Linked DNA regions of Homo sapiens: region 1 is linked to region 2. A link is a loop called in an ENCODE intact Hi-C map of the cell type or tissue named here. Cell type or tissue: heart right ventricle. All regions are shown on one strand. Links, peaks and the distances in the headings refer to the core of each region. The heading gives the core; the rest is flanking DNA.

Region 1 (11,280 bases), core at 1,654-9,653, 69 kb after region 2:
TGGTACCCTTGTGGTGTCTACTTGACCTTCCCAGGACATGGATACCCCTTCCTTAGCCTCATGAGAGAAGAGATATTTCCAAAGCCAAATGTAGAAGACAAAAAAGGGAAAGCTGAAGATCTAACATTCAGATTCCAGGGTTGTTTTTTTTTTAAATCATTTTCCTTATCACACTGAAATCTCTGCTCCAACCCTGAGCCTCTATCCTCCTTGGTCTTGATCCAAATCAGTACTTTAGTGCTCCACAGAGACGGAGTCGGGGCGATGGAGGGGGTAGTCTTGGCCTCTCTCTAGAGGCTGCCTTTCCCCCAAACCCTCTCTAACTGTAACTAAATCTGTTTGCTTGTATTAGTGGAGAAATTGAGTTTCAGAAATCATTATGCAGTTCATGTGGGTGCTAACATTTAGGTAAGCTGCCTGACAGCAGAGCTATAACAAATCATTGCTTATTGCTATGCTGCTCTGTAGAGTCCTGAGAGAAAGAGTCTATAGGCTGCTGTGTGTCCTTGGGGCAGCCAGAGCCACAGCTTTTGCCTTTCAGTGGCTTTGTGCAGGTTGCTGTCAATTTTTTTAGAGGGACCCCTCTGTTCACCACCAAACCCAGCCCAACCCCCTTCTGTGAAGTCTTCACCGCCCCCATTGCTGCTCCCCCAGCAAAAGTATAATGAATCACCTCCCTCCTCTGCCATTGCTCTAATAGCACTCTTTTATTATTGTGCTTCAAGCATGATTGTTTTCATTCTTTACTGAGCTACTGTCTGCTTAACACTAGATAGGTTATTTAAGCCTTAAAAGAGATTCTCTCTGCCCTCACAAAAGTCCACAGTCTTTAGCATGACTCATCTGCCAGCCTCATCTTGTACCATGCCTCCCTCACTCTCTGTTAACTTAACTTCAGGCAATGGGGAGCCAGGGAATGTTTCAAAGCAGAGGAGAAACCCAATCATGTTTGTGCTTTTTCCAGATGACTCTGGTGGTAATGGAGGATGCAATAGTTGGGAGGAAGACCGGAGTCTAAGTTACTGTAAAGTGGTTCTTATCATGTGAAAGATGATGAGGTTGGATCCAGCACGGGGGCAGTCAGAATAGAGAATACATATACTTTGATTCTAATATGTTTAGTATTTTTCATGTAAAAAATGCCACTTAGATCTCTTAATCAGCAAAACAGGAAAGGAATTGCTGTGTATGGATGAAATGAGATAGGGGATGAACAGCACCTGGCATGAAGCCTGGCGCATAGTCGGTGCTCAGGAACTGCTTCTTGTCTGCTCCCTTCCACCTGCAGCAGGCACAGCTCTGGGCTCTCATCCTTCTTCTGGAGGAGAGAAGAAGGGAGAAAAGCGATGTGGCAGCAAACCAGGGCAGCGACCTCATCAGTTACAGGTGAAAAAGATGGACCTAAATTGTTCGAGCAAATGAATGAATGGCCTTACTGCTCTTGCAGACCAGTGGTATATCTATTCATCCAAGATTCAGATTTTAACTAGGAACAGCAGGAGGATAAGTTTCTACAGTAAAGACAGTTGTTAGAATTCACAGAGCAGAGAAGCTCTTTAAGAGACAAGATTCCTGATAGTCTTTTCACGAGGAAGAAGAATATTGATTACAAGAGAAGGTTCTATGTGTGTTAGGCCCTATGCCCTCTCCTGCCTCAGGAGAGGAGAGGATGCCCTGTGAGCATCAGTTCCATTTGGTGATCTTTTTCATTTCTCCCTGTTTCCTTCATTCATGGCTGCTTCAAGCCAGGACAAGGCAAAATAAAGAAATTCTGACCTTCAGCAACTTCTTTATGCTCTCAGAATCTGCTTTTTCAATCTGTAGTTTAGAAATAATCATATTTGCCCCACAAAGTTTTTGTTAGAATTGAGGCAGAGGAAAAGAAGCTCTGCAACATTATATATCCACCTTAAATCCATGCATTGGCTACAGAGGTTCCTCCAAAAACACTGAACAGGTTGCTTAACTTAAAATATAATTTTATATATATATATAAAATATATATATAAAAGGAAATTGCTAAATCAAAATGAAAAAAAAAAAAGAAAAGGGCTTCTCACTGCCCTTAAAAAAGTCAGCAGTCGACAGCATAACTCATCTGCCAGCCTCATCTTTTACCATGCCTCCCTGGCTGTCTGTGCTTTGGCTGTATTGGCCTTTGTCATTTGTGAGAGATGCCATGCTCTTGCCAGCCTAGGCCTTTGCACATACTGTACCCATGCCTGGCACATTCTTGCCTCTTCTCTCCACCTGACCATCTCTTATCCCTCTTTTAGAATTGATATGGTTTGGCTTTGTGTCCCCACCCAAATCTCATCTCAAATTGTAATCGCCGGTGTTGAGAGAGAGACCTAGTGGGAGGTGGTTGGATCATGGCGGCAGTTTCCCCCATGCTGTTATTGTGATAGTGAGTGGGTGAGTTCTCATGAGATCCGTTGGTTTTACAAGGGGCTCTTCCCCCTTCACTCTCTTTTGACTGCTGCATGTAAGATATGCCTGCTTCCCCTTCTGCCATGATTGTAAGTTTCCTGAGGCCTCCCCAGCCATGCAGAACCGTGAGTCAGTTAAACCTCCTTTCTTTATAAATTACCCAGTCTCTGGCAGTTCTCTATAGCAGTGTGAAAATGGGCTAATACAAGGATCCAGGTTAAATTCACTTCAGTCATTTAAATCACAAATATTTATTGAGTGCCTACTATGTGCCAGGCACTTTTCTAGACAATGGGGAAAGTAGCAAATAGGAAGGCAAAGTCCTATGAATCTCGTATTCTAGCACTGGGGAGACAGAGGGAAAACAAGCAGGCAATGAAGGAACAAGATAATGCTTTAACGGTGGTATTGAGAGGCAATACAAGGGTAATCAGATGGGTCAGGCCAGGCTCTCTGGAGGGTGGTGGTTGGGTGGGAGAGGGTGGTATACATTAGATTAGATCACTTCTTAGTGATATGAGCTGTGAGCTGAAAGATTAAAAAAGGATACTCCCAAGAGAGGTAGCAGCAAATACAATGGCCTGAGGCAGAGATGAGCTTTGTACAGTCAAAGGGAAAAAAGGTCATGGTTCCTAGAACACTGTGATGGAGTTAGAGAAGCATAAGATAAATCAAAGAGGTGGGTGGAGCAGAACATCTAGGGCCTTCTAGGCCATGGGTCAGGGCTCAGATATTAAGTCTAAATGGAAGCTATTGGAGCATTTTAATTTACACTTACATTTAAAAAATATTACCCTGGATGCTAAATGGAGAATGCCTGGTAGAAATGACAGGGAGAAATCACAGGGTGGCAGGGAGAGGGAGAGGGAGTTAGGAGGAGTGGCAAAAACTTTTGGATGATCTGTACAGGATGCAATGTGGAGATATTGGTGACTCAGATGATACTACCCTTGAGGGGTTAATATCAATATCTTCATCTGGTAGATAAGGGAATTGAAGAGAAGTGGGGTACACTTTGGAATTAAATCCTATAGATCTTGTTCATGGATTGGGTGGTAAAGGTGAAGAAAGGAGATGAGACAATAGGAAGAGCAAGGAAGGAAAACACGCTGGGGAGAAATGAAGATTTTGGCATCTGCTATATTAAATTACTTTCTTATGGAAGACTTCCCTGATCCCCAGTCCTGGTTAGAGCTTTACATTGGTTGCTCCCAGAGCAATGTGTAGCTCTCCTTTGTAACACTCCAAACATTTTATCATTTGTCATTATTTGTTCCTTCACTAGACCTGATGGGAGGAACCCACCTTTCTTGTTTAATGCTATCTCTCCAGTGCTTTGCACAGTACCTGGCATGTAATTATAATATAATATAACAAAACATATTATTATAATAATCTGACATCTAATATAATAATATTAATAACAAACAACACTTAAAGAGTAGTTTCTCTGTGTCAGGTCCTATTCTGAGTGCTTTACAGGTGATTTTCACAGCAGTCCCCTGAAATGGGTACTGTTATGTTTGACAGATATGCAAACTGAGGCACAGAGAGAGTAAGTAAACTTGACCAAGGTCACACAGCTAGCAAATGCCAATAAGTGAATATTTTACAAACGATACATTGTTTATAGTTCACACCACCACAGTGAGGTATGTTTTTGTGTTCCTATTTTAGGTTTGAGCAAAGTGAGACATAAATCTGTTTGAGGTGTTGATACTGGGAAGTAGGGTTGGCAGGATTTGAACTGTCCAGAGACAGGCTCACTCAGTTTGTGAATGTTGAGAGCGTTCACTGTGGGGCCAAGCTGACTCAGTCTGAAATGTGTCCCTGCCACTTACTAGCTAGGCATGTGAGACTTTGGCTGAATTAAATGCTTTGTACTTCAGTTTCTTCATCTGTAAATTGACACTATTAACAGTGCTTGTCTTCAGGAGGACTGGATGTAATATTTGAAGAGCCCTTAGAATACATGTAGACTTTATGGAAAGGACCTACAGTTTGCCTATAGATAAAGCCAAGGAAGGAAGGTCCACTGCTCCCCAAGTCTTCTCCACGGGTCATTCATCCTGGATTAAGATGTTAGAACTAAACAATCATTGTGGTTACGGTTGACACTCATCTAATTCACTGCCTCCGTTCATTATATAGATAAATAAGCTGGGGCGTGCTGCGAGGGTAAGTGAATGAGATGGGACAAAATCCTGGGGAGCCTCCCGGAAAAACATGATACCTTCTGTATGTTCGAGGTTTCATAAAGATGAGTTATATAATCTCCAGAGCTAGAAAATCAGGCAGGCCCTTTTTGTGATTGAAAGAAAAACCTTCCTAATCATTTCTAAGACAAGCTCTCAATTTTCTTTGATTTGGGAATCAAAGAGAACAGGGAATATTATGCTCTTCACTGATGTTCTATTTTTTTTCCTTCTGCCAATCAAAAAGGAGGCCTAGGCAGCGTTGATTTTTTTTTTCTTTTACTCTTTCTTCCAGACCTCTGGTGGAGGTGTTAATAAAAAGTGAATCAGTCAAATCCCAGCTTATCAGGAGGAGACAGAAAAGGGATAAAAATTCAGGGTAGTCAAGCGCCACATAATAGGGATTACCTATTTTGAAGCTAATTTGACAATAAGGTGTCTGAAAAGCCAGTCTTCCCATTTCTTTAAAGTGCTTTGTCTGAGTTGTATGCCTTTCTGTCAGGCAGTGAACTAACTCAATGACGTCAGACTTCGTTTCTACTTCCAAAACATAAGTGGTAACTTACCCAGTCCCTGGTCCACTGAGCAAATCTGGCTTCAAAAAGAAACTGTCCTGATCTGACACAATCCAAGTCAAAATATTTGAAACCCTATTTGAAACTGTGGTCTGGCATAATCCACATGATTCAGGGCTAGGTTCTCATAAACTGACTCAAAAAACATGCAATCTTCTGGTAGAACTTTTGCCCAGGGCTGGTAAACATGCAAATTATTGCAGTCTTTTCAGAAAGTAATTTGGAAAAACAGATCAAGAAGGTTTAAAAGGCTCATATCTTTTAACCCAGGCTTGAGAAAATATTCAGAGACAGGACTGAGTTTTATACACAGGTTCTTCCTTGAAGCACTATTTGCAACTACAAAAACAAAACAGGAATCAAAGAAAATATCCAATAATTAACAAATTGCTTACATCATATTTCAATCATTCCAATATGTGTTTTCTTAAAAGAAATGTTTAGTGGCATGTGGAAAACATTCCCAACATGCACAAAGAGAGAGAAAACCCAGGGTTACAAATTACAAATAATATGATTTTAATTTTTTAAATCAATCCCATCCATCCATCCATCCATCCATCCATCCATCCATCCATCCATTTGTCCATTCTTTATCTCTTTATCTATCTAGGGGATATAGGCCTAGAAAAATAACTGAAAATAAATAAATATGTTAACAGTAATTATCCCAGTATATTGGCCTCTTTAGTATTTTTCATCTTTGCACTTTTCCATATTTTCCAAATTTCCTGTGGTGACCATGTCCTACTTTATAATAAGGAAAAGAATGATAAAGACTATCATTTACAGAAACAAGACAGCCCTTATCTCTTCTTTGAACTGCAAAAACACCTAACAACATATTCTCCTTCTCCTTCAATTTGTGTGCTACACGAGCTGCCATATTGATTTTTCTGAACCATTCTTTTTATTATAACATCCTTTCCCTTAAAGATTCTCTGGCTCCTCACTGCTTATATAAATAATTGTTAAACTACTTAACCTGGCTTTCCCGGCCTTCAGAAATCTGGTCCTGTTATACCATCTGTGGATTTTTATTAGTATTTTTTCTCCTTAAATCTCCATTCAACAGATATTTATGAAGCACCAGCTCTGTGCTAGGCTGGCTTTTCTCCTCACCTCCCAAATTCTCCACAAGTGGCCTCTTCCCTGGCCCAGCCTCATGTGCTCCCACCTGTAAGTCTCTGTTCCTTGGCATGCTCCTTATTGCACCCATTGCAAAAGATGCAATGTGTGTGCACCATCCTCTCAGAGACTTCTGTTTATCCACCCAACTTGGGCACATGCTCTAGGGACTTAGGCAAGTGCCTTAATCCCTCATTGCCTTCATCTTCCCATTTGTATAATGGAAACTACAGTGGCAATATGTAATCTATTCATTTGTTGTGAAGATCCAAAGAGCTGATATATGTAAAATGCTTAGGACAGTGTCTGGCACAATGTAAAAGCTCAAGAAACATTTCTTATTTGTCTTGTAACTTCCTTCAAGGTAGGATCCTAGTCTCATTCCAATTTACAACTCCCATGGAACCTAACCACCTTGCTCTGTCTCTAGTTGGATACTGAAGAAATTCTTGTTGAGTAATGTATGAATGAATGGCAGCTGCTATAGACTGAAGGTTTATGTCTCTCCCCACTATTCATATATTAACACCGAATCCCCAATGTGATGGCATTTAGAGTGGAGACTTTGGGAGGTGATTGGGTCCTGAGGGTATAATCCCTCATAATAGGATCAGTGTTCTGTAGGAAACAGCCCAGAGAGCTCCCTAACCCCTTCTACTGTGTGAGGATGCAGCAAAATGGCCATCTATGAACCAGGAAGCAGGCCCTCACCAGACACTGAATCTGTCAGAGTCTTGATCATGGACTTCCCAGCCTCCAGAACTATGAGAAGTAAATTTCTGTTGTTTATAAGCCACCCTGTCTATGGTATTGTTATAGAAGCCTGGATGGACTAAGACAAAATTTATATGAGCTTTTACTGACCATGTATATCCCTTCTCCTTTTGGACACTCTGTCCCTGACTATAAACCGTACCCATATCATTCATCACTTGTGTGGTCAATGTTGGTGCTATTCATTGTGATTATGGTCAAACCCTCTGCTGTAGCTGTACAACTTGGCATCAGATTTCTTCTGTTCCTGAAGCATTGTGGTGGTAGATGCTTAATAATCTTGCTCACAGATTTCTATACTGTTCCCATTTTTCCATAGCAAGTTGCAGAATAGCTACCTTATGTTTTCCAACCTTAATTTTCTTGGCCACAAGCCTGAAGGAAATTACATTAAGTCTTTCACTTTAAGCCCATGCATTGCATTATCCCAGATGAATGCACTAATTCATTTGAAAATTAGAGAAAAATAGACAAATGATGGTATAAAAAAAAAAGTAACTGATTTATTTAGGGACCACTATTTGCCAGGTTCTGCAATAATCCCTTTCATACAGTTATCCTGTTAAAAATGTGAAACACATTTAGAAGCTGTGTGACCACAGTCAAATCAAGTTGTTCCCTCTAAGCTTTGGCTTGAGCTTTCCCAGGCTGTACTATTGCCTGCCCAAATGCCGCTTCTGTTTTCTGCCCCATCTGTCAACAGTCTTCTAGAAAATTCTATTTACAAATAAAAAGTAGAGTTAATTATTTCCTATTTCAAACCTATTCTTCCTTCTATGTCCCTGCCATCCATTCAGCTGCCCAAGTCAGAAACTTAGGAGTCACCCACCCACCTTTCCTACCCCCACATGACTGCCCTGACTACAATTCAGGCCACTTTCATGTCTCATCTGCTTTAGGGCAACAACCTCCTAATTGGTCCCCCTTTCATAACCCCTTCTTGGCTGATCTAATCTACTTTTCTCATTGTAGCCATGATCTTTGCAAAATAAAAAAGTGGCCCTGTCACTCTCTGGCTTTTAAGCCCTCAACAGCTCTTCATGAACTCCATAAGATATCATCTAGCCCCTGCTTCTCTCTCAAGTTTTATCTTTTCAACCCATCAGTTTTTCGGTTATATACTTTGAATTTTATGTGCTACATGAGAGGTTCTCAAAGTGTGGTTGTAGGACCAATGGGGTTTCCGTGCCCTGTCAAGGAGTCTTAGGTCGAAACTATTTTCATAATAATACTAACATATCATTTGCTTTATTCACTTTCATTTTCTCATGAGTTTATGGTGGAATTTTCCAAAAGCTACATGATGTGTGCTATTGTAACAGATGGAATGCAAAAGTAGATATGAGAACCCAGCTAACTGTCTTTGATTAAGCCAGACATTACAGAGATTTGCAAAGATGTAAATCTATACCAGCTTCTCACTATTTTTTTTTGAAAAATATACTTGTTTTTTATAAAAGATATTTTTGTTAGCACATAATGCATAATGGGTTTATTATTATTTTAAATTAATAAATATACAGATTTAAAAATGTTTACAGTTTCAACATTTAATATGGTAAATACCAAGAAATATATCCCACATGAACAAAATATTTTGAGGGTGCTTAATAATTTTTAATATTACAAAGGGGTCCCAAGACTAGAAAGTTTCAGAACCACTACTCTAGCAGTGGAACCATTCAGAGCACCCCAGAATATGTTCTGTCACTTTCTCTCCCAGCCCACTCAGTGCTTCTCCATCACCATAATGGTTTCTCTCTGCTTCTTCTCTGTCTGCTGAATTCTCCTGCACAAGAGTCACCACTTAGTGAAAGCATTCCTTTGAGCTTTACAAGAGTAGCTACAAGGCTGACTTTTGCTGAAGGCCTCTTGTATGCTAAGCAAATAATTGCTTTACCTGCATTTTCTCCTCCTTTTTTTTTTTTTTTTTTTTTTTTTTTTTTTTTTTTTTGAGACAGGGTCTCACTCTGCCTCCTGGACTGGAGTGCAGTGGCACAATCTTGGCTCACCACAACCTCTGCCTCCCAGGCTCAAGCAATTCTCCTGCCTCAGCCTCCTGAGTAGCTGGGATTACAGACACGTGCCACCATGACCGGCTAATTTTTGTATTTTTAGTAGAGACGGGGTTTCACCATGTTGGCCAGGCTGGTCTTGTACTCCTGACCTCAAATGATCCACCCACCTTGGCTTCCCAAAGTGTTGAGATTACAGGTGTAAAACATCATGCCTGGCCCACTTTTTTTGTTTTGTTTTGTTTTGTTTTTTTGAGATGGAGTCTTCCTCTGTCCCCTAGGCTGGAGTGCAGTGGTGCGATCTCGGCTCACTGCAACCTCTATCTCCCGGTTTCAAGCAATTCTCCTGCCTTAGCCTCCCAAGTAGCTGGGATTACAGGCACGTGCCACCACACCTGGCTAACTTTTTTGTATTTTTAGTGGAGATGAGTTTTTGCCATGTTGGCCAGGCTGGTCTTGAACTCCTGACCTCAGGTGTTCCGCCCACCTCAGCCTCCCAAAGTGCTGGGATTACAGGCATGAGCCACCGCACCTGGCCTTCTCCTTTAAGTTAGGCTGAGGCAAGGCCAGGGAGGGTCAGGGAGGAGGAAAGATAACATCAGTTCTAGTCTAGACCTAAGAAAACTTAGGCTCAGAGAGGTTTAGAAGCTGCTCAGGTCACAGAGCTAGTGAGTGGCACAGTTGATTTGAATTCATCCTCTTCCCACTCAGTGGTTCTTATAGTTCTATGTGCTATGGTGTGCTGGTGAATAATAAACAACTGGCTCTCCAATAGGACAAAGCCCTCATTAGTAGTGTTTGGCAATTTCCATGGTGTAAATGCTCCTGCAGTGGCCAGTTTCAGGCCGCCAACATGACATCATTGAACAGAGAGATCAAAAGGGGTGTGCAGTCGTCCACATCATAGAGCATTTTCACCACACACATAAAAATGATGAAAAACTCAAGAGCACAGGTAATAGTTAAGTGTGGTAAAGTAATTGGGAATTACAGTGATGAATTCTGAGTATTTTGAATTTGAGCATATTTGTTTTAAATATAATTTCTGTAATTATAAGTTGATCTAATCTACTTGTTTATAATTGTTAATAATTGCGTGTTTAGCAACCAACTTGCATAATTCCCAAATATGTAACAATTGACTCTTGGACCTCAGAATTAACTTTCAACCTTTGGACATCACAGATGTTTGAGCCCTCTTCCAAACCTACTGAAGCCACCTCTCCATGCTGGTGTCCAGGCAGCTGTGTTTTTACCAAGCCCTCCAATCTCATCTCATCATGCACACAGAGAGTCATTTGTTCATTCTTCCCTCATTCACCAAGTCAGCACACATTGACTAAAGGCCTACATTATGTCAGATACTGTTTCAAGGTGCCTACCTCATGGTCCACATTCCTACCAGACGGTATCCTCATTTAGAGCAGGGATGGAGCCTATCTCCCAGAGCTTGGTGCAGAGTCTAATGCATCATACAAACTTAATAAATGTTTTTGCTGGAACAAAATAATAACAAGAAGCCAGGTTTTGCCTGGCTCAGCTCCAATCAGCCCAAATCTCTGGGATTGGAGAGCATAAGCATCAAATGTGGGTTGGCATGAGATAGGTTTGGGTTTGAGTCTGATTCTTGGACAAGTAAGTTAGTCTACTACTTTTCCATTTCCTCTGCTGTAAAAATACTAATACCCACTTTAGAGGGCGGTTGTAGGAATTACACACAATCATGTTTTTATCGCATCCTTAGCAAAGTGTCCTGGTCACATTATCTGAAGAGCATCCTTGGCCACTCTTGGTTCCTTCATCCTGTGTTATTTTTCTTCATTATGCTTATCATTGTTTGATGTTATAGTATGTATGTATGCATGTCTGATATTTAGGTATTTTATTATTGTGCCTCCTCCCCATACTACCCACCCACTAGAATGGTGTTCTATTAAGGGAAAGACCCAGTTTGTTACATTCATCTCTGTATCCTCAGCACCTAGAAAAGTCCCCAATACCCAGTAGGCTTCCAGTAGATATTTGACAGATAGATGAATGGATGGACAGAGAGCCTAGTATTTGTTGGTTATTAGTAAAAACATTATGTTTTTTAAAAATACCTCCCTCTGAGGCTACAGTGAGCCGAGTTCATGCCACTGCACTTCAGCCTGTGCGACAGAG
Region 2 (11,280 bases), core at 1,305-9,304:
ACTGAAAGTATGGCCCTAAACAACTTCTAAGCTCTGATATTTAAGATGATGAAATATCTTGCAGGTTTATTCTCCATTCCAATGTTTAAAAAGCCTCCTGCCAATTTCCTGTTTTCCCCACCCCTGACACACACACACACACACACACACACACACCACATACACACAAAAAATCCTATTTCCATCCTCATTCTGATGACTTTATTTTTAACAGCTTTATTGAAGTATACTTGACAACAAAAAACTGCATGTATTTTACATATTTGACATATGTATAAACCTATAAAAGCATCACCATAATTTTGATAATGAGGATCTTGCTATCCCTGCAGGTTTCTTGTGACCCCTTTGTAATAGTCTCTCCCATCTCTCCCCACTCCTCAGTTAATAGATTGTTGTGATGTGCTCATATTTGTCATTTTTGTTGTCCAACATTTGCAGAGACATGGGTTCCATAGGGCAGGACTATGTATATTTTGCTTATTGTTGTATCCCTAGCAACTGTACAATACAAGAAAACAGAGGTTGCTCAACAAATATTTGTTAAATAAATGAATAACCCCTCTGTTCCTTTACTTTTGATGCAGTGATACTTTAGCTTTTTTCTCTGTCTGCTGTGGTGATCAATGCCTAGACAGGAGGGAGCTCTAGGGGCTGGCATGGTTGGGAAAGTTTCACAAAGGGAGAAAATTGCTTTGAGGCTCTGATGATGAAAAGGGTTTGTTGAGGAAGGCAAAGCTAATGGCTTAAGCACAGGCCAGGAAGGAATCTGGGAAAGATGCAAAAGTAAGGATTGGATCAGAGGTAATATAGTGACTGACATAGCTGACAAGTGGCAAGGATTAGACCCCTGGAAGTGAGGGAAACTGAAGCCTTTCTGAAATAGGAAAACAAAAATAAAAACAAAGCAAGAGCTGCTGGTACCTTGGCTGGGAGTCATAAGATATTAGAATTGGCATGGAGATTCAAGATTAGACAAATACCCTTATAATGCAAATGGAAAAGATGAAGTCCAGAGAAGTGAAATGAATTTCTCCAGGTCCCATAGTAGACTAGTGGGAGAATCAGGAAGAATCCAGTTTCTTATTGCCCACTGGGCTTCATTCATTCATCTTTTAATGCTTATTTATTTAATTAATTGATTGAGCTCTGACAATATGCAAGTACTATGCTAGGCACTGGGATTACAGAGATCAAACATCGTTTCTGGGCTGGGCATGGTAGCTCATGCCTGGAATCCCAGCACTTTGGGAGGCCGAGGCAGGCGGATCACTTGAGGTCAGAAGTTCGAGACCTGACTAGCCAACATGGTAAAGCTCCAGCTCTACTAAAAATACAAAAGTTAGCCAGGCTTGGCGGCGCACACCTGTAATCCCAGCTACTTGGGAGGCTGAGGCAGGAGAATTGCTTGAACTTGGGAGGCGGAGGTTGCAGTGAGCCGAGATCATGCCACTGCACTCCAGCCTGGGCCACAGAGTGAGACTCCATCTCAAAAACAACAACAACAACAAAACTATATATAGTTCCTTTGAATGAGCTCATGATGTAGTGAAAAAAGGGTTAATTATACACTGTTTAAAATACAATGCGATTGATAATCATAGGTAGAGCCCAATGTTTTCGTGAGGAACCATGGATTCACCAAGAAGGTCTTCTCAGGGAGGGATGTCTGAACTGTGTTGCAGGGTGAATAGGAAGGAACAACAAGTAGTAGAGAGAGAACATTTAGAGCATTAGAAAGAGCACATGCCAAGAAACCCAAAATACATTGGAGAACTTCCACTGATTCAAGATGATAGCAGGCCGCCGGGTGTGGTGTCTCAAGCCTGTAATATCAGCACTTTAGGCGGGCAGATCATCTGAGGTCAGGAGTTTGCGATCAGCCTGGCCAACCTGGTGAAACCCTGTCTCTGCTAAAATACAAAAAAAAAATAGCTTGGTGTGGTGGCGGGCACCTGTAATCCCAACTACTCAGGAGGCTGAGGCAGGAGAATCGCTGGAACCCAGCAGGTGGAGGCTGCAGTCAGCCGAGATTGCCTCATTGCACTCCAGCCTGGAGGTTGCAGTGGGCCGAGATCCCGCCACTGCACTCCAGCCTGGGTGACAGAGTGAGACTCTGTCTCAAAAAAAAAAAAAAAAAAAAAAAAAGATGATGATGGAGGGGAGGCTGAGTACAGTCTAGCCATGAAGGGCCCTATACATTAAGGAGTTTGACCTTTTCTCTTAAAGCCATGGAAAATCTTTGAAGGATTTTGCTTGAGGGCTATGATGGGATTTGCCTTTAAGGAAGTTTGCTGGTTCAGGAGCATGAGGAAGAGTGGAGGCAGTCATGCTGGAAGTTGGGGGAGAGAGGTGGTGGAATCATACCTCCATGGAATGATCTTTCTGAAATGCACATCTGACCAGTCACTTCCCTGTTTAAATTTTCCAGCAGCTCCCTGTTCTCTATAAAAGCCAGTCCAATCTGGGGCTTGACCCACAAGCCATTTCATAATCCTAGCCTCACTGACTTTTCTAGAATTTTCTACTGCTTCTTACCCATGGCCTCCTTCCCTATGCCCCCTTATCCTAAGACCCAGCTCTACTGCTATTTACTGTTCTACTAAAGTACCAAGACTTTTTAGTCTTCCATGCCTTTGCACTTGCTCTTCCCTCTTTCTAGAATGATCACATCTGTCTTTTCTGCTGGCAGAACCTTCTTATTGCCTTCTCCAAGGCTCCATTCAAGTGTCTTCTCCCCTGAGAAGCCCCTTCTGACTGCGTTAGGAAGATTTCACCACTGTTTAGGTAATGTTCCCATTTAATCTAGTTTCTGTCTTAGTAAAAAGCATTTGCAATGCTATAGTGTAATTGTGTACATGTCAACTTATTAGATTGGAAGCTTCTTGAGGTCAAGGATATTTTCATCTCTGGAATCCCCAAGCTTCCTGGGCTTTACCCCCAGGCCAGTGAATGGGTCTCTGGGGTGCCTAGGCATCTGAATTTTTAACAAGTGCCCCTCAAATGATTGAAGGAAGGGACCAGGACCTGATGGGTATTATAGGAGGACACCCATATAAGATCCTGACTCTCCCCGCCCCATCTGAATTCTGTCCCACCAAAATTCATACATTGAAGTGTCAACCTCTGAGTACCCCAGCATTTGACTATATTTGGATAGGACCTTTCAAGAGGTGATTAAGTTGAAATGAAATCTTTAGGGTGGGCTCCAATTCAACCTGACAGGTGTTCTTATAATAAGAGAAAATGTGGACACATACAAAGAGACACCAGGGTTGCACCCATAAATGAAAGACCATATGAGGACACAGTGAGAAGGCAGCCATGTGAAGGCCGGGGAGAAAGGCCACAGAAGGAACCAACCCTGCCAACAATTTGATCTTGGATTTTCCAGCCTCCAGAACTATAGGAAAAGAAATTGCAGTTGTTTAAGGTACCCAGTCTGTGGTACTTTATCATAGCAGCCCTGGCGAACTAATACACCATTGCAGCTCTGTCCCACAGGCTGGAATGCTTGGGATTTGCTCTGTATCTGCTCAAGACAGTCATTTTCTGATACACAGTGGGAGTTATTAGTTTCCTCAAGATGTGTTGCTTATAAGGGAATTCGTTTTGAGAGACATATCTAGGACTGCTGGGCTGCAGAGAGAGTGAGGGTACTTTAGCCATTCAGTCATGCATTTTCTCCTCCTCCCCAGCTACACTCAGAGGATATAAAAAAACCATCTGGCAGATGAGGGCCCTGGCGGTTACCATGGTGAGGCAGAGCAGAGCCGGGGAGACTGGGGTATGTATCGCTGTCCCTGACACTTGAGCCCAGTGAAATGTCAGCCTGGCTTGCGTTCATTTTGGATAATATTTTTATCTGACTTTTTTTCCCCCAGCTAAGTTATTTAAAAGACTTGTGTAGGTCCAGTTCTGATCACTGGATGTTTTCACCTACAGAAAAAGCTCTTTGAGAATAAGGACTAAATGCCTTCCTATTTTATTCCCTCTTTCTGGCGTCTTGTCTACCCCTCCCGCTATCCCCCACATTCCCTGCAGAATTAAACCAGTGTCTATTACTGAGTTGATATTCAAGAAGTATTTGATAGGTTGAGTTGAATTAATTAACCTTTGGAGAAACTCTTGTTTTCATGTTTGCTTCTGATTTTTAAAGCCACTGACAATTACCTTCACTGGGAGTGTCTAGTTAATTCAAGTGGCAAGTTCCAGTATGTGATATATAGCTGCCATCAGGGTTGAGACCTGTGAGCAAGGTGCAGGGGTGCCAGGAATTTAGTACAAGACAAAACCTGAGTGTCAGGGCTCTATACTCAGTTGGACTTGGGTTTGAATTCTGGGTCTGTTGTCAACTCCTTATGTGACATGGGGACAGAGACTTCATTTCCCTGGCCTCCTTCATTGTCTTCAAAATGGGGATCCTAATCATACCTGCTTCCTGGGGTGCCTGTGAGGCTTAATAGAGATAGTGTGACTAAAGCTTTGTATCTGGCATCAATGAGTGGTCCATAAACTATAGCCATTATTGTAATACTATTAAAAGTTTTTATTTCAGTTCTGCCCTTAATTCTGTGAATTTTGGTACTTGTTTCCCAATCTCTAACATTTCTGGAAATGTTCTGTCTCAGTAAGGTAATGTCTGGGGGCAGGTGTGGACAGCCACAGACCTCTACCTCCTCTCAGGCCATCCATAGGTTCTCTTCGATAATCATAGGGTGTCTGAGGCTTCTAGTGGCAGAAATGTCTGGGGAGGGCGATTGGCTGAGCATGGAGAGGTTTCCGAGGGTAGGAACCTGACAGCCAGGAGAGGACCAACTCAGACCAGCTTGGCCCAGACTCAGGAGGCTGCAGCCGCCAGCAGGGCTGTGTAGGGAGGGTGGCCTCATTGGCATGCAGTACCCAGGCTCTAGGAAGTATGAGCCCGTCAGGGGGTAGCGAACAGCAACGGGTGTTGTGGAAACAGCTGGCTTTGCCCCACTGTGATTCTAGTCCACTTTTTCTTTCCTTCCTTTTATTCTAAATCTTAAAGAGAACTACCATATGATCCAACAGTTTCACTACTGGGTAAATAACCAAAGGAAATGAAACTAGCATATTGAAGAGATATCTGCCTCCTCATGTCTCTTGCAGCACTATTCACAATAGCCAAGATATGAAATCAACTGAAATGTCCATCAACAGCAATCCTTATCCTGTTTTCTCCCCTTATGTTTATTTCCAAAAGAGCAAAGGCTTGACTGCAGCTTCGTGTAATTGCTTCTAAATCATAATGGATCTATTTTCCTTTTTGCCAAGATTGAACCATGGTAAATTTGTAATGATTTACTTACAAATAGAGCCACAGGATTGATTATAATTCAAGCTCTTTCATTCTTTAGCTATGTGGCCTTAAGCAAGTTACTAATTTTTGCATTGTCTGTGAGCCTTGATTTTTTCCTGCCAAACCTCATTCCTCCAGTCTTTTGCATCTCCAAAAAAGGTGCCACCATCAATCTATTTGCTCAAGTAAGAAGCCTAGGTACCATTTTGAATTCCTTTCTTCCTTACTCCAACTACCATCCAATTCACTAGCGATTCTTACTGATTCCACCACTGAAATACAGGATATCTCAAAACCATGTAGTTCTCCCGCCTCCACCATCACCTGGAAGAGGCCACCAGCATCTCTTGCCTTAACTTTAACACCCTCCTCACCAGTTGCTTGCTACTGTCTTTGTCCTTCCTCCACTTATAATATGTCTATCTCAATGCCAGCCAGAGTGATCTTGTTAGAATGTAAATTAGACTATGGACTGCCTCTGCTTACAATCCTTCAACCTTTCCACTGCATTCAGAAAAAAATCCAAACTCCTTGTCACGGTCTATGTATCTCTGCTGACCTTTGCAGCTTCTTTCTTGTCCATTCCCTTCTTTGCTTTCTACATTCCTGGCATGTGAGTTGTCTCACATTTTCCCAGATGTTTCTAGTTTCTATTGCCTCAGAGTCCTTACACACTCCAATTCCTCTGCCTGCATCAGTGGACCATCCACTTTTCACATTCAAGGGTCTTTCTTATACTTCAGGGCTCTGCTTAAAATTTACCTCCCAGAAAGACCTTTCTCCATTTCCCCCATGCAATCCAGAGTAGGGCCCCTTCTCCTCCCCCGGCTTTTCTCTATATTTGTGACCAGTTAGTTTCCCTTAGAGCACCTATCCCCATTTGTCATCGTTCTCTGTTGTTTTTTTGTTTGTGCTTTCCAGTGGAATATGACCCTAATGAACTACAGACCCTGCTGAGTGCCTACTGGAATGACTGCAAATACATAGGAGGTGTCCAGTAAAAGAAAAGAAAAGGAAAGGAAAGAAAAGAAAAGCCTCTTAGCTTCCTTTCCTTAACCTAACAGATTTAAACCTTCCCTGCCTTCCTTTGGTTGAGCTTCACCACATACCTTTAGACTTGCTTTAAGGAATACATTCCTGCTAAAGAGATTCATTGAATTTCTACCATGTGTCAAGCATGGTGCTAATAAATGTGATAAATCTGGAAGGAGAAGGCATTCTGGTATAGCAGAGAGAGGAGCTTGGCTTAGGAGTCTGAAAGACCCGGATACTGCCAGCTCCTCTCAACCAGCACACCACTGGTAAAATGTTACTTTTCTTGGCCTCATCCCCTCAAAAACAAAATCCAAATCTTAGATGTCCTGCTTACAGGTCCCCACAGGAACATTCCCATACCCTAACATTTATCATAGTAAGTAATAATCTGCTTACCCTTCTTTATTTTCTACTAAACTCTCGAGGATTATTCATCTTGCTCACTATCTCCCTCACCCCCTTTTACACATGCTGTATTGGAAGGCTTAAAATTTCTGGAGCTGCCTTGAAATCTTTGAGCCTCACAGAGTCCTGGAGGCCTAACTTTGTGTCCCCCTCCTCTTGTCAGATGTGCCCCTTGCCCTGCACCCAGTAGGGAAGATTCTTCTATCAGCCAGCTCAGTTGCATTAACCTGGCCCTCAACCTAAAATAACAGGTTTCACCTCCCTACCAGCCCATGGAATTATTCAAACAACAAAGTACACCCTCCCACAGGAATCAGGGGCCACCTCACCCCCTTGTCACAACACAGCCTGCCTCCCAAAGCCCTGTTTGTTCATTCTGTTGAGTATAACCCCTGTGTGGTCCTGCAGGGTATGCAGTGCCTTCTACCCCAGGCTGTCAGTATATGTGACTAATGAACTGCTGTCAATCGCATGGGTCCAACGTCAGGTGTTGTGTGCTTGGCTATTCTCAGAGTCTTAGGGCAACACTCCCTCTTTCACCAGCGGGGCAAAGAGGAGGCAACAAAACACTCATATCCTCACATGCCTGCACTAACATACACACAACAAGAAGTATGATAGTGATGTAGGCAAAAAATAGTAACCCCCATAGGTTTGCAGATGAAACAGACTCCTGTTACAAAAGGCAGCTTAACAAGAGAAAAACAACTAGAAGCTTATTAACATTCATATGTCACATATATGTGAGAGATACCCAGAGAATGAGTAGTTCTTGAAGAAGTGGCTTTGAATTCCAGCTTAAGTAGCATTTTCAAAAAACAGTACATTTTTAGAGAAGTGACAAGACAAAGGAAAAGGGCTTTGAATCTCTACAGCTGGCAATGTGCGGAAAGGTAAACAAATGGCAGATAAAGGCTGGTTTGTAAAGCTTGTTAATATAAATCCCTCCGGTATCATTTCCAGGTGGTGAAGGTCTAAAGCTGTCTTCAGTGGTTAACCTGTGTTCACCCTGGTGGAGAGGGGACAAGGTATCTTTTGCCTTTGTAAATCTATGTTTTGCTTTTAAGCAAGTGGAGGGAGGGCAGAGAGCTCTATCATCCTGGAGGAAGCATCTGACAGACTCCTGCCTTGGGATGACACACTCTTAGCCACAGCTTTCAAAGCCCTCCTGAGTCCTCGACAGACACTGCAAATTGATCATGGTACTCTTTCCTGCTGCACCTGGACTTTGCCCCAGAATCATTCTCCACTTGCTGAATGTAGTCATAAGAGATAAAGCCTATTTCTCACTCGGCCCCAAACTTCCCGTGATCAGTGTCCTGTGATGAAGGAAACTCTGCGGCTTATAACTACATTTGTAGCGCTCAGCTCTGCATCCCACTCCCAGTACCGGGGCTCAGATCATCCAAGCTTCTTACTGGAGAAGAATCTCACTCTAGGAAATTTTTAATGTTTTCAATGTCATTGGTCATACATCTCAATTTTTCCGTACCTTAATGGCTTCTTTCACAGACTCTCAGCAATGCCATACCATCTTTCTGTTCCTCTGCTGGTTCTAAACTGGGTTAGACTCACATGGAAACAAGCAAATATAATTGTAAATTCATAATTATGTGATGTGGTAGAGAGAACTCAAGGTTTACAGTCAAGGTAGACTTCCCTGCCTCATCCTTGTTGAGCTGTGTGACTGCAGGCAAATCATTTGTACATCTCTATATCTTGGTTTTCTCATTTGCCAAGTGAGGACAATAATAATATCTGTCCTCCCAATATCATGTATCATTACATATGTAACATTAATATAACATATAATGTTACAAAGTAGCATAAATGAATAACATTTAAAAAGTTAAACCTCCAAGGTGTTTAAAAGCAGCATACGGGTATTTCTTGCCACTGCAAGAAAAAATCTGCCACTTTTCTCCAGGGTGGCTGAATAAATAGGGCAGCTTTTCCAGAGAGGCAGCCATAGTAGACATTCCATTATGCTACTGCATATTCAACTAGAGTATAAAATGTGAGCCCTCAGCCTGGAGGTGTTAATGAGTTGCCACTTAGAAGGACCAGGGAAGCAAATTAAGTGCATATGCATAAAGCAGTCAGAACTGCCAGCCCTCCATGCTGTCTGGAAACTGAGCTGCTCAGGCCCTCATCCTCTGTTCATCTCATCCCCTGATTTAGCAGCTGTAGTTGGTGGACCAGGTTCATGTGAATAAGACCATTGGCTTTTCTGCCTCCACTTCCCAGAACCATCTCACTCCAGACCCTGTCTAAACTAGTGAAGTTGAACACATCCAGTACTTGGGCTCATCATCAGAGAGATGGAGGTGGGTTGGTCACCAAGAGGTAGGATGCCCACTTCATTGTTGCTGAAAAACATGCTTTAAAAGCTTCCTAAGATTAATGATAGTTACTTTTCTCTTTTAAGTTATTTTTTCCTATATGGTTTCTGTTTTCTACAAATTCCCTGTTTCACTGTTGATTAGTTTTGGTCTGCATCATTTAGGTAGAGTCTTTCTTCAAGTATCTGCCAATCTTGGGCTGTCAGCATGTATTTAAGAGAAGGATATTAAAAAGCCAACCAGAGACTTGAAAGAGCATGAGTGGGGCTGGGGGCTTCATGGCAGAAGGGTCACAATCAGCAACATCAGTATCTCTGTGTCTTTTCTCTTTGACTGGTTAGGTTACTCAAAGAAGGCTGTTCTTTGAGTCTCCCATCCCCAGCTCCATATCTAGCCTGGAGACTGCCAGCCTTCTGAGGACCTGGTGGAGAAGGGAATAAGGAGTCCTTAGAATTCAATATGTAGATTTTCATCAAACCTTACTGTTTCCAGTACATTATCCCTGCCCTACACCCAGAATGGGGGCTAGATGGCCACCAATCCAGAGTCCATTTGGTTCACTGTCTCCAGAGAGTCAGTTTCTGTATTCTGTTTCAAGGAAAGGGGCACTTGTCAGCTTTGAGAAGCAATAGAGGTTATCCAGGAGTCTAAGTGCACTGTAAATAGATTTCCAACCGATCTTGTGGTTTTCAGCCCCCACTTCTGTCCCATCTCCTCACACTTTCACAGATCCCTGATGCTGCCAATTATGGAGTCCTGGATCTCTAAGGTCCCTATCAGCTTGCTTTTGGCCTCCCTCACTGCTGGCTGAGGATTCAATGTTCTGAGGTTGCTGAGTCAGTTGCCCTTTATCCTTTTGTCTTCCAGCTTCAAAGATTTTTTTTTTTTTGCTTTTTTTTCCCTCTCATGTTCTCAAAGGTTTATACCTTTAAAAGAAAATCCCTTTCAAAATATTTTTAATGGGACTGAAGGATCAGAAGAAAGACACATGTGTTCAATCTACCATCATTAACCAAAAGAGAGAAAATACCAACACAAAAAAAAGACATAGAGCACATGTGACGTGTGTATCTTGGCAAGATGCTGCTGCCAGGGATTCAGAGCCAAAAGGAGAGCCCAGGTTTCTTATATCACCTGTTTTCCTTAATGCAATCCCACAAAGTAGTACTATTTTCCATATTTATTAAGAAGGAACAAGTAATAATAAGAATTAGTATTATTGACTCTCTAGTATGACCAGCTGTATGTCTTTTAGGGCTTCCCTACAAAATACCACTGACTGAGTGGGCCTTAACAACAGAAATTTATTTTCTCACAGTTTTGGAGGTTCAAAGTCCAAGATCAAGGTGTTGACAAGCTTGGTTTCTCTTGAGGCCTCTCTCTTTGGCTTGCAGACGGCCATCTTCTACTGTGTCTTCATATGATCTTTTCTTGGTGCACAAGTATTTCTGGTGGTTCTCCTTCTGATAAGGACAGCAGTCATACTGGATTGGGGTCTCACCCATGTGATCTAATTTAACCTTAATTACTCCCTTAAAGACCTTAACTCCAAGTACAGTCAAATTCTGAGGTATAGGGGGTTAAAGACTCTAACATATGAATTTTGGGCAACACACAATTCAGTCCAGAACTAATCTGGTCATTTTATTTCCATTTCTTCATTTATTTCTCACAATCAGCCGAGGGTTAAGTATTATTATTATTATTATTGTTATTATTATATATGAGGAAACTTCTGTTTAGAGAACTTAACTAACTCTTAGACTGCACAGCTAGAAAGAGATTATGTATTTTGTTTTCTATTGCTGCTGCAACAAATTATCACAGTCTTAGTGGCTTAAAATTACACAAGTGTATTATCTTACAGTTATGTAGTTCAGAAGTCTGAAATGGGTCTTACTGGGCTAAAGTCAAGGGGCCAGAAGGCCGCATTCCTCTCTGAAGGCCCTCAGGAACAATCTGTCTCCTTGCCCTTTCCAGCTTCTAGAGATTGCTCGTGTTTCTTGACTCAAGGTTCCTTCCTCCATCTTCAAAGCCAATGCCAGCAGGTCAAATTCATCTCACATTGCATCACTCTGACCTTTTCTGCTTCTCTTTGTGATTATAATAATATATTGCTAATATGTTATTTATAACTATTAATAATATATGATATAATATTGTAATTTAAGGACC

The links. Hi-C counts contacts between places; a loop is a spot of excess contacts. Peaks named below come from ENCODE experiments on the same cell type or tissue, not always from the same donor. Only the 100,000 strongest peaks of a DNase experiment are listed, where the experiment ranks them.
Region 1: a loop joins it to region 2, with 2.6 times the contacts of the local background. A loop is called at or near these places in 2 of 110 quality-filtered maps.

The regions. Positions count from the first base shown.
Region 1 is chr1:68,011,359-68,022,638 of GRCh38, forward strand. All of the region lies in intron 1 of GNG12-AS1 (GNG12, DIRAS3 and WLS antisense RNA 1), which reads left to right. Among named protein-coding and RNA genes, the nearest start is that of DIRAS3, 34 kb to the right of the region's middle. In heart right ventricle, for the core only: no CTCF peak of the experiment used is centred there; no DNase peak of the experiment used is centred there.
Region 2 is chr1:67,942,413-67,953,692 of GRCh38, forward strand. All of the region lies in intron 1 of GNG12-AS1 (GNG12, DIRAS3 and WLS antisense RNA 1), which reads left to right. Among named protein-coding and RNA genes, the nearest start is that of DIRAS3, 100 kb to the right of the region's middle. In heart right ventricle, for the core only: no CTCF peak of the experiment used is centred there; a DNase peak (open chromatin) is centred at 4,852; H3K27ac peaks cover 2,258 bases.